Regions from separate parts of the Homo sapiens genome. Here region 1 is linked to region 2. The links are chromatin contacts, found by Hi-C or POLR2A ChIA-PET in ENCODE. All regions are on one chromosome and are shown on one strand. Each heading gives the region's core, a stretch centred on a gene start or an enhancer-like site at or near the end of the contact. The rest is flanking DNA. Distances are from core to core; before and after follow the strand shown. Region 1 overlaps ZSCAN25 (zinc finger and SCAN domain containing 25). Region 2 holds the start of CYP3A5 (cytochrome P450 family 3 subfamily A member 5).

Region 1 (5,125 bases), core at 1,546-4,045, 56 kb after region 2:
CCCTTAGCCAGGATCCTAAGACGTAGACTCCTCTCTGACTCTTCTCTTTCCTCCCCTCTGGCCAATCTGTGGCCCATCCTTGGAAGCATATTTCAGTAAACCCCCTTCTACATGACCACTGGCCTGGTTCCTGCTCTTACCCCAGTGCCTACACTATTTCAACCCTCCAGACTGGCCGTACCCTGCCGTCAATCCAATTTTCCTCAAGTAAAACCTCCATCACATTACTCTGCGCAGAAAAAATTTTTAAACAAGGACCCAGAGTCCTCACGGACTCCTCAGCGGCCTCACTCTACTCACTCCTGCCTCCTCCTTACTCCTCTGAGCACTCATCTTTCACTCCAGGACCCTCACCATCCTGGGAACCAGCCTGCAGAGTCCTGCATTCAGGTTTCTGCACCTGCTACTTTTTGCCTCTGTGATTCCAAATCCTGTTGTGAGTTCTTGCTCCAGTCCTTGTGGACATTACTGCAATTACAACCCAGACAACAAGGTCTGCACCTCACCGTCTGCTAATGAGAACAGACGAACAACTGGAAGTGATCTGGGCAGCCACCTAGCTCAACCCTGCCCTGTGCATTCAGTCTCTTTACAGGTGAAGCAGCTCAGGCCCAGCCCCAAGCAGCTGTCAGTACAAGCACCAGGACAACCCGAGTGTGAATCCCAGGAAGACCTGAAAGCTGGGACAGCAAGTGAATGGTACACTTGGGAAACAGGCCTTCGTGTCACCTGGCGGCAGAAATGTTCAGGTATGGGCTTGAGTTGCTCTGAGTTCTGAGACACTGAGCTGGTGAGGGGACAAGGACAGAACCAGTCTCCAGAACAGTCAGAAATGGCCAGGAGAGCATGAAAATCTTCTGAGAATGGGGGCGAGGGGCTCCTCACCCCACACAGCAGCATCACTGGGAGGGGAATATCCCTGAGGGGGACCCTGGCACCAGGACACTGGCACCTTTGTCTGGGGCTCATCACTCGAGCCCCTGCTTTGTTCTGTCATCCTCTGCCGTTACAGCAATCACACATCTCCACATAAAGTATGCTGACATCTTTCTGCCACTTGCATCACTGCCACACTGTGTCAACCGTGCCCTGGACCCAGGTCTCCCAGGAGACCAGTGCCCCTTACCGTATCCCACTATTACATGCACATGGCCTCTTCCCCTGAACTCTAAGACCCCACAGGCAAGCGCCTTTATTTTTAACTCTTCATAGTGACCAGAACAGCAATGGCCACAGAGCCAAGTCCACCTCTGTGGTGAATAAATGAGTGAAGGCTGAGGGCTCCTACAAGAATCCCTTAGTAATACTTACAGCACTAACTAAACAATCTAACACTACCATGGTCACCACACATTTAGATATGTCACCTCCCTTCATCCTCATGGCACCATGAGGACAGGTTCCATGAACAGCCCCATTCCACAACAGAGGAAACTGAGACCTGGAAAGCTCAAGGGAGATGCTCAAGGTCAGGGTCAGCAAGTGGAGGGGCAGGATGGATTCTCTTACGTCCTGAAGGAAGCACAGGGATAATCTTGCTCTTCCTTCAAGGCATTTCAGGATAAGGAAAGGCTAGGTGGGGTCGGTACAGATGGGTGGTCAGTGTACAACTCACAAAGAAGTTATGAAACAAAAAAGAAGAAAATCAAAGAACAAGGACAGGCCGCTCCAGCCACAGTGTTTCCTCTCCCCGCCGGCATCCTGATTCCACGCATGCAGACTCTCCATACTGTCCCTTGCCCTGGCAGCCCCAAAGCCCCGCAGTGCGCTCTGCTGGCAGCCCCTGTGGGCTCTCTCTCGCTGCTCCTCCTCCCATGAGCTGCTGTCACACACAATGGCCGCATCCCCCCAGGCTCTGAGCCCAGGTCAAACCCAGCCACCACCTGAGTCCCAGCGCAGCTCTGCTTCCTCTGTGACTCGGGCCACTCCAACCTCTCCCATCGCGAAGCCCCCTCGTGCCCTCCTACGTGCACACCGTGAGCTCCAACGCTTTCGTGCACGTTAGTCCTGCCCACTTCCTGCCGCAAGAGAAAACCACTAACACAGGGCCCACATGCAGGGAGCACTCAATAAATATCTGAACAAGCTCAGATGCCCCATCTTTTGCTGTTCGTATCTTGTTCTCAAGCCCTCAGTGTCTTTAATCATGGACACAATGTAGGTGTTTGGGGGTCCTCATGACCGACCTGTCTCCATACAGCCAGAATAATGGCCTCATGTTTTCCTGCTCCATCATTTGGCTCCTCTATTGACACAGGAAAGCAGCTCCTCGTGCCCCATGGTCCGTGCTGGACCCATTTACCCGCCTGCCATGAAGTCCCCTTCCTTTGCCAGGAGCGCCAGAGCTACGGCAGGACCCCTGACCTGAGCTTTCAGAACTCCCCAGTTCCTCACCTGTGGGTGGAGACAGTCTTACCTGGAGAGACCCTGCAGTCCTGCGGTTCCACATACTCCCCAAAGCAGTCTATCTGGGCTGGGGTCACATGCCTCCACTCCTCCTCAGGGAAGGCCAGGGCCATATCTTTAAATGGCCCCAACCCCTGCAACAATAGGAGATTGCTATGAATAAAGAAAGAATCCTAGGCCAGAGACAGTGGCTCATGTCTGTAATCCAACTTCCTCCCAACCAGCTTCCTCCCAACAGTTGAATGGGAGTAATCCACTTGTTTGAGCCACTGCAGTTGTGAGCCTCTGTGGCTGGGGCTCAGCTTGCCCCTAACAACTAAGTCACCTCATTTCCACTCTGCAGCAGCCTCCCACTCACACCTCATGCTTGACAGAGCCTGGCAGCCGCTATTTACCTTCTCATCAAGAACAAAGTTCACATTCGGCCAAGCCCTGTCTTAAGAACAAGGCTGTGATAAAATAAATGCATCCTCAATTTCTCACTCACTGCACCACGAAGAACTATTATGGTACAAGGGAGGATCCAACCAAATTAAAAAGCACTGATGTCATTCCTCATCCCCTCCAAAGTACATCCTTGGAGAACAGGAAAAGGGAAATGATGCTGGCATCCAGCCTTGCCCAAATACGGCTTGAGCAGGACCAGACTTGATCCCCTTCTTTTTTCTGCCAAACACCTTTTCTTCTTCAAAGAACTCTTTTAGACTCGCCTCCTTGAGGAAGGTGCCCCACTGGAAAGCCCCCACCTCCCTGCTACTAGTGCTCAGCACCCTGTGGAAAAGAGAGCACCCCATCTATGCTTCAGTTACCTCATTTGTGGCAGATGAGTAATGTTAACGAGGTCCAACTCCTAGTGTGGCCTGTATGGCCAAAGAGACCACCCTGCTCAATGCTTCTGAAAGCCCCAACCCTGAGTCAGCCACATTCCTGCTGAGGTTAGGGGACAGGAAAGTTTCCAAAACAGAAAAATCAGCAGCAGAAGTACCCATAAACGGCACCCACAAAGGGTTATCTCGGGGCCAATCAGCACAGCCTAGATAGCCCTAGGGGGTTTCTATCTGTAACAGTTGTAAGAGTCCATCTGTGGCTGGGCGCGGTGGCTCATGCCTGTAATCCCAGCACTTTGGGAGGCCGAAGTGGGTGGATCACAAGATCAGGAGATCGAGACCATCCTGGCTAACACGGTGAAACCCCGTCTCTACTAAAAATACAAAAAATTAGCCAGGCGAGGTGGCAGGTGCCTGTAGTCCCAGCTGCTTGGGAGGCTGAGGCAGGAGAATGATGTGAACCCAGGAGGCGGAGCCTGCAGTGAGCCAAGACCGTGCCACTGCACTCCAGCCTGGGCGACAGACATAAGGTTCGATGTAAATTAACAACTGCGGCTGATGGTTCAGTGGAGGAAACCACACCATCAGGTCCACCGGGACTAGGAAGGGAGAATGACTCAACTTGGGGCGGGAAGGGAACACTGTTGTGCAGAGAAACCTTGGGGAAGGTGAACCTCAATCAAAGCAACGGTCATGATTTCTGCAAAGGGAGTCAGAGCTCACCTGCGATCCAGCAGTAAAGAACCCAGCTGCCATCTCTTGGTCTCTGGGATTCACTGCGGGGAGGCCAGGACCCGCCTGCAGAACAGGTAGTGCTGAGCAGGGACAAAAAGCATGAGAAAGATCAGAAGGATCAGTGATGTTATGCTGTTAGCTCGTTCAAATGTGTCCCCTACCAGATGCTCACAACCTCAGGAACCAGAAGACTCCAGACAGAATCCCTTTTCACTCTGGTACCACACTTTCCCATGCACAGGGGCCTGGGTGTCCCTTGCCCTATTCTCAGCTGGGGCCTGGGTGTCTCCTGTTCTCAGCTGGCAAGATTGTCCCGGCCCTGTCCGTCCAGGGCTACCCATGCTACCCAGTCACACTCTGGGAATAACCTCCTATGAGATTCAATAACAAAATAAAGCTACGTGGGCTGGGCGCGGTGGCTCATGCCTGTAATCCCAGCACTTTGGGAGGCTGAGGTGGACAGATCACGAGGTCAGGAGATCGAGACCATCCTGGCTAACATGGTGAAACCCCGTCTCCACTAAAAATACAAAAAAATTAACAGGGCATGGTGGCACATGCCTGTAGGCCCAGCTACTTGGGAGGCTGAAGCAGGAGAATTGCTTCAACCCAGGAGGCAAAGGTTGCAGTGAGCTGAGATCGCGCCACTGCACTCCAACCTGGGTGACAGAGTGAGACCCCATCTCAAAAAAGAAAGAAAGAAAGAAAGAAAGCTACATATTACTTTGGGGGATATGGTTTATCTGCCTACTGAAAAAGTATTCCTGCAAGTCAGCTGAATATTTCTTGGTAGTTTCTAGAAGGGATCTGAGGGAAAGAAAAGAGAAATAATAAGAAAGCATGATCCCAGATATCCCCTCCAGACACCAGAGGGTAAAGGGAGAAGAAACAATTTCACTTCATCTATTTCCTAAGGTGGAGGAAGTAGCCAAGAAAATTCACAATTACACCTCGTGGGTAACTTAGTTGCTCCATTGCTGGGTTTCTGAAGAGAGTTGGCTGCACAGCACTGTTTCCTATGACCTGACATCCCCACTATCTGCGTCTTACTCACCTTGCTCCTGGAAGGCCCGTGTCTCATCTCCAGGGTCCTGACTGAGCTGCTCCTCGGTACCTGGGTCTGGACCTTGAACTCCTTCCCCAGGGGGCATCCCCCA
Region 2 (5,494 bases), core at 987-3,486:
TTGAGAGGCCGAGGCGGGTGTATCACTTGAGGTCAGGAGTTCAAGACCAGCCTGGCCAACATGGTGAAACCACATGTCTACCAAAAAATACAAGAGTTAGCTGGACATGCTGGTGCGTGCCTGTAGTCCCAGCTACACAGAAGGCTGAGGTGGCAGAATCACTTGGACCCAGGAGGCGGAGGTGGCAGTGAGCTGAGATCATGACAATGCACCCCAGCCTGGGCAAGAGAGTGAGACTCTGTCAGAAAAACAAAAAACAAAAAAACAAAAAACAAAACTGAAATCTGAGACCTCAAACGATGAAACTGCTACAAGAAAACATTGTGGAAACTCTTCAGGATATTGGTCTGGGCAAAACTTTCTGAAGAACTACCCCACAAGCACAGGCAACCAAAGCAAAAATGGACAAATGGATCAGATCAAGTTAAAAAGCTTCTGTACCACAAAGAAAGCAATCAACAAAGTGAAGACACAAACCACAGAATGGGAGAAAATATTTTCAAAGTCACACTCTGACAACAGATTAATAGCCAGAATACATGAAGCGCTCAAACAACTCTGTAAGGAAAAATCTAATAATCCAATCAAAAAATGGGCAAAATTTGAATAGACATTTTTCAAAAGAAGACATACAAATGCCACATAGGCATATGATAAGGTGCTCAACATCACTGGTCATTAGAGAAATGCAAATCAAAACCACAATGAGATATCATCTTACCCCAGCTAAAATGGTTTTTATCCAAAAGACAGGCAACAACAAATGCCAGCGAGAATGTGGAGAAAAGGGAACCCTTGTACACTGTTGGTGTAAATTAGTGCAACCACTATAGAGAACAATTTGGAGGTTCCTCAAAACATTAAAATTAACATTAAATAGAGCTACCACAATATCCAGAAATCCCCATGCTGGGTATATACCTGGAAGAAAGGAAATCATATATTGAAGAGATAACATCACTCCAATATTCACAATAGCCACTATTCACAAATGCCAAGATTTGGAAGCAACCTAAGTGTCCATCAACAGATGAATGGATAAAGAAAGTACTCCAATTATACACAATGGAGCACAATTCAGCCATGAAAAAAGCATGAGATCCTGTTATCTGTAATAATATGGATGGAACTGGAGGTCATCATGTTAAGTGAAATAAGCCAGGCACAGAAACACAGATATTGCAAGTTCTCACATACTTGTGGGATCTACAAATCAAAACAACTGAGCTAATGTCTGGGCCTTAGTCAGTGTTGTACCCAAGTACTGGGAGCACAGCTTTTAAAATACATCATGAATGCTTTAATACAGGAATGAATAGATGAGAGGCACAAACTGGTTGGGTGTTCTTCTGATACACAGTATCTTCCTTGACAGATTCAGTACAACTCTCAACAGGTAAGTCTCTTCATGTTATGTTACCTTATGAGGAATTAAGTGGCAGAACATGATTTCTATTATTTTCCTTTGCAGAACAAGACCAACTTTATTAGTTGGGACACAGTGTGGCTGCATTTGAGTCCCAAGCAACCATTAGTCTATTGCTATCACCACAGAGTCAGAGGGGATGAGACGCCCAGCAATCTCACCCAAGACAACTCCACCAACATTCCTGGTTACCCACCATGTGTACAGTACCCTGCTAGGAACCAGGGTCATGAAAGTAAATAATACCAGACTGTGCCCTTGAGGAGCTCACCTCTGCTAAGGGAAACAGGCATAGAAACTTACAATGGTGGTAGAGAGAAAAGAGGACAATAGGACTGTGTGAGGGGGATAGGAGGCACCCAGAGGAGGAAATGGTTACATTTGTGTGAGGAGGTTGGTAAGGAAAAATTTTAGCAGAAGGGGTCTGTCTGGCTGGGCTTGGAAGGATACGTAGGAGTCATCTAGAGGGCACAGGTACACTCCAGGCAGAGGGAATTTCGTGGGTAAAGATGTGTAGGTGTGGCTTGTGAGGATGGATTTCAATTATTCTAGAATGAAGGCAGCCATGGAGGGGCAGGTGAGAGGAGGGTTAATAGATTTCATGCCAATGGCTCCACTTGAGTTTCTGATAAGAACCCAGAACCCTTGGACTCCCCGATAACACTGATTAAGCTTTTCATGATTCCTCATAGAACATGAACTCAAAAGAGGTCAGCAAAGGGGTGTGTGCGATTCTTTGCTATTGGCTGCAGCTATAGCCCTGCCTCCTTCTCCAGCACATAAATCTTTCAGCAGCTTGGCTGAAGACTGCTGTGCAGGGCAGGGAAGCTCCAGGCAAACAGCCCAGCAAACAGCAGCACTCAGCTAAAAGGAAGACTCACAGAACACAGTTGAAGAAGGAAAGTGGCGATGGACCTCATCCCAAATTTGGCGGTGGAAACCTGGCTTCTCCTGGCTGTCAGCCTGGTGCTCCTCTATCTGTGAGTAACTGTCCAAACTCCTCTCTTTGTTTCCTTGGACTTGGGGTGCTAATCGGGCCCCTTTTCCCTTATCTGTTTTGAAGATCAAAAGAGATGTTCAAGGAGAAGTAGCTGAAGTGTTGGACGCTACAAACGCATAGAAGTTATTATTATCTTATGCAGATCTATGAATGAATAAATAAGCATTTCTCCCATCCACCTTCTAATTTTGGTGACTAGGAGGGTTTAGGGACAGCATTTGGTAGTGGGAATGATTTGATTAGCTTAGATCTGACGAAGACTAATCAATGAAAACATGGCAGCGGCAGATTACAAACTGCTGATCATGATGGACAGTGTGATCCTCATCCCCTTCCCAGGCTCTGGGGATTCTGGGTACAGGAAGGAGTGGCTTGCATTTTTGTCTCATTAATTCGCTTTCTGGGTTCTGTGTCTGCTGGAAGGGATGTGTAGCTGTATTGCCCCTGTAGACCTGGTTCCTGCTCCCCCGCCTTCCAACCCAGGATATCATTTACATAACGCACCAGGGGACACCAAGACTTCATGGGAAGCTGTCCCCTGGCTCTTCCCTCTTTCCTGTGCCATGCCCCTGAAAATCCCCTCCCTCCTATGAGTCACTCCTCCACCCTGTCATACACAGGATGGTTTATCTTGCAATGATTAACCTCTAGAGCAAAGGAGACCTGGAGGAAGTTTCGAGGATTTATTCTTTGCTTTAATCTTTTTCCTCCCGTCTCTGGGAGGCTAGGATTAATATAGAGCTTTGTTTCTCACCTAATGGGAATCTACTAGCAGCCTGAAAAGGCAGGAGCCATGAAAGCCAATTTGGATTTTACATATTTTTCCCCTTTATGTTACAGTACAGGAGGGCAAACCCTCTCACTGGTGGGATTCCTGGCATCCTAGAGCAGGTGGAGAGAAGAGTTACTTTCCACTGTGGGTAGTGGAGGCTCCACCTGTCCCATTAACTTCTACCTCAATTTGACTTTTATTAAGAGCAGGGAACCACAATGACATGAAAATAGACACTATAAACCTCATTTTAATTCTTTCACAGAAAGCTTAGGAATTCAGTGAGTTGTGGCAACATGGTTTCCATTGTCTAACATTTTTAAATGAATTGATATGGTTTAAATTCATTCATTTTTAAACCAGAATTTTTTGGAGATAGACTATTTCCAGCATGTTCCTTCTGGATGGTAAAACAGGGCTGTTAGTTCAGTATTTGTGACAATAAGTGTGTGTAAAATAATGTCACCTTTCCTGAATGTCAGGAATATGAGTCTAATGCACAAATGTATACCTCTAAGACAAGACTGCACGTCTTTTCAAATATACCTGTCCGGCCATTTATTTTAATAACTCCTTTTCGAATATACCTGCTTAGCAGATTGTCTTAAACTCTCAGGACAGGGGAGTAAGCAAGACTGTGAGCCAGTGACGATAGCAAAGGCTTCCAGGTAGGATCCATATGAAGTGAGAAAATATTCCTCAGCTCTCAGGGTAGAACTCCAAAGAGATATTCATGGGTCCTGGCCCCACCGTGGAGGTCACTCAAAGGGCAAACAGGTTGGCATCTCATCTGCTTCAAGCCTGGACACAGGGGCACCATCTGTGTCACTCTGTGTGTGGTCTGCCATGTTGTGGGCCGGTCACTACAGACTCGGGCAGCCAGGCAGACAATGCCTTAGCCTTAGACAATGCTGGTGCAGCCCAGGAGTCAGAAAATGCAGTGTAGACCAGGCCCTCCTTAGGCCAACACAATTACATGCAATAGATGACTGGCTTTTCTGTTAGTCTCTTCACTGGACCCAAAGGCTGCATTACTCTACCAGAGGGGAGCTGGAAAGAAACTAAAGAGTTCGCCCAGCACAGCATCTGCCTTGACATGGTACCATGTGAATCTAGACACTCACCAAGATCTTTCCTTGGGGGCCAATGCTGCTGACACATTAACTCAATAGCTTGTCCTCACCTGAGAGGTCAGGTAATGTGTTTAAAGTTCAGGAGCAGAGATTAGTGTCATTGATTTGACATGGCTGTGACAACAAAGGAGGGAACTGAAGTGGGAATACCCAAGGCCACCCTGGCTTTGGCAGGTGGTGCACGCACTTCCACTAACTGTTCTGGGGCAGGGAACCAAATGTATGACTGGGCCTGCTCATGCTGCCCCTGCTGAGTCCTCCAAACCCTGCCCTTCATGTAATTTCTCAGTTTTATTTTATCACATTTTATAAGTCACTGGATGTTTACAAAATGTTTGGAACCTATACTGCCTTGAAGGCTAACCTCTAAAGAGGAGTAAACAAGGTCTTAATACAACTCTCCGGGACGTTTTATCATTACTTATCTTATATGCCATACTGCACCATTTGCTATCAACAGGAAAGTACCTGGACTTTGGAAGGTCCCTCTGTGTCTTTTAGCTGAAAGTACATATGAGGCATGTGGATTCTTTTATGCACATCATCTTTTTCAGCCACATTTTTGTAGTTTGCCTCTCTGGAGCCAACTGTGTGGGGCTAGCAGCTTCACAGCTGAATCAGTGTCTGGCAACCTCTTCCTTCAGCCTCTCTTCTTCCTCCAGTTTTCCATCCCTCAGTCACACCGGAGGGGGAAGGTCTGCAAGGATCCAGAACCATCAGTTGGAGGAGTTTGCACATGACTCATGAAAGATGAGTTCCAGGCAGGCCTGCCATAGTGAACACCAGGCTTAATGGGTTTTTCCTCAGAGATACTTCACGTACAGAGGCAGTGAACTGACTGCTTTCTGGTTGACCACCTTGAAAAAGATGAGTGTGCCTGGCACTGTGCTTCTCAGGTGAGTATGACCTGAGAAGTATTAGTTGCTGGTTCTTCTGCACACAATCATTCAAGGACATATGGATCAACCATCCTCCTCAACAGCTCAAATCAACCAGATCATCTGACCACAGAGACTGAGGTGTACCTGAAAGCTGCCCACATTTCTATAAGGCCAATAGAAGCCATGAACACAGTTGTCAATCTGTAGAAATAAGGACTCCATGACTCCTCCAAGGCCTCTCTGTGAATGAACGTTTAAGAAGGGCTAGATCCTAAAACAGGG

The links. A loop is a pair of places that touch in the nucleus more often than their neighbours do. ChIA-PET counts read pairs that join two places held with the same protein, here RNA polymerase II (POLR2A). Pooled maps may share reads with other maps.
Region 1: a loop to region 2 is called in a pooled map, with 1.8 times the contacts of the local background. The contact joins the enhancer-like site here to the promoter of CYP3A5 in region 2. A Hi-C loop is called at or near these places in 1 of 168 maps with a recorded cell type or tissue (naive thymus-derived CD4-positive, alpha-beta T cell) and 7 of 50 pooled maps. POLR2A ChIA-PET finds 5 or more read pairs at or near these places in 7 of 52 experiments (CD4-positive, alpha-beta T cell, MCF 10A, RWPE1 and 3 more).

The regions. Positions count from the first base shown.
Region 1 is chr7:99,621,472-99,626,596 of GRCh38, reverse strand. It overlaps ZSCAN25 (zinc finger and SCAN domain containing 25), which reads right to left. Exons shown (of 8, transcript NM_145115.3): 5 at 5,023-5,125; 6 at 3,957-4,048; 7 at 2,417-2,540. Among named protein-coding and RNA genes, the nearest start is that of ZSCAN25, 7.1 kb to the right of the region's middle. Within about 2 kb of position 2,795, at least 6 of the 41 ENCODE cell types and tissues checked have a DNase peak (open chromatin) inside an H3K27ac peak, as active enhancers do; they include CD4-positive, alpha-beta T cell, where a contact is called at or near this core.
Region 2 is chr7:99,676,738-99,682,231 of GRCh38, reverse strand. CYP3A5 (cytochrome P450 family 3 subfamily A member 5) reads left to right here and starts at 2,236. Exons shown (of 13, transcript NM_000777.5): 1 at 2,236-2,406. The coding sequence starts at 2,336. It also overlaps a transcript of ZSCAN25 not described here. RefSeq lists promoters at 1,545-2,283, 2,151-2,316.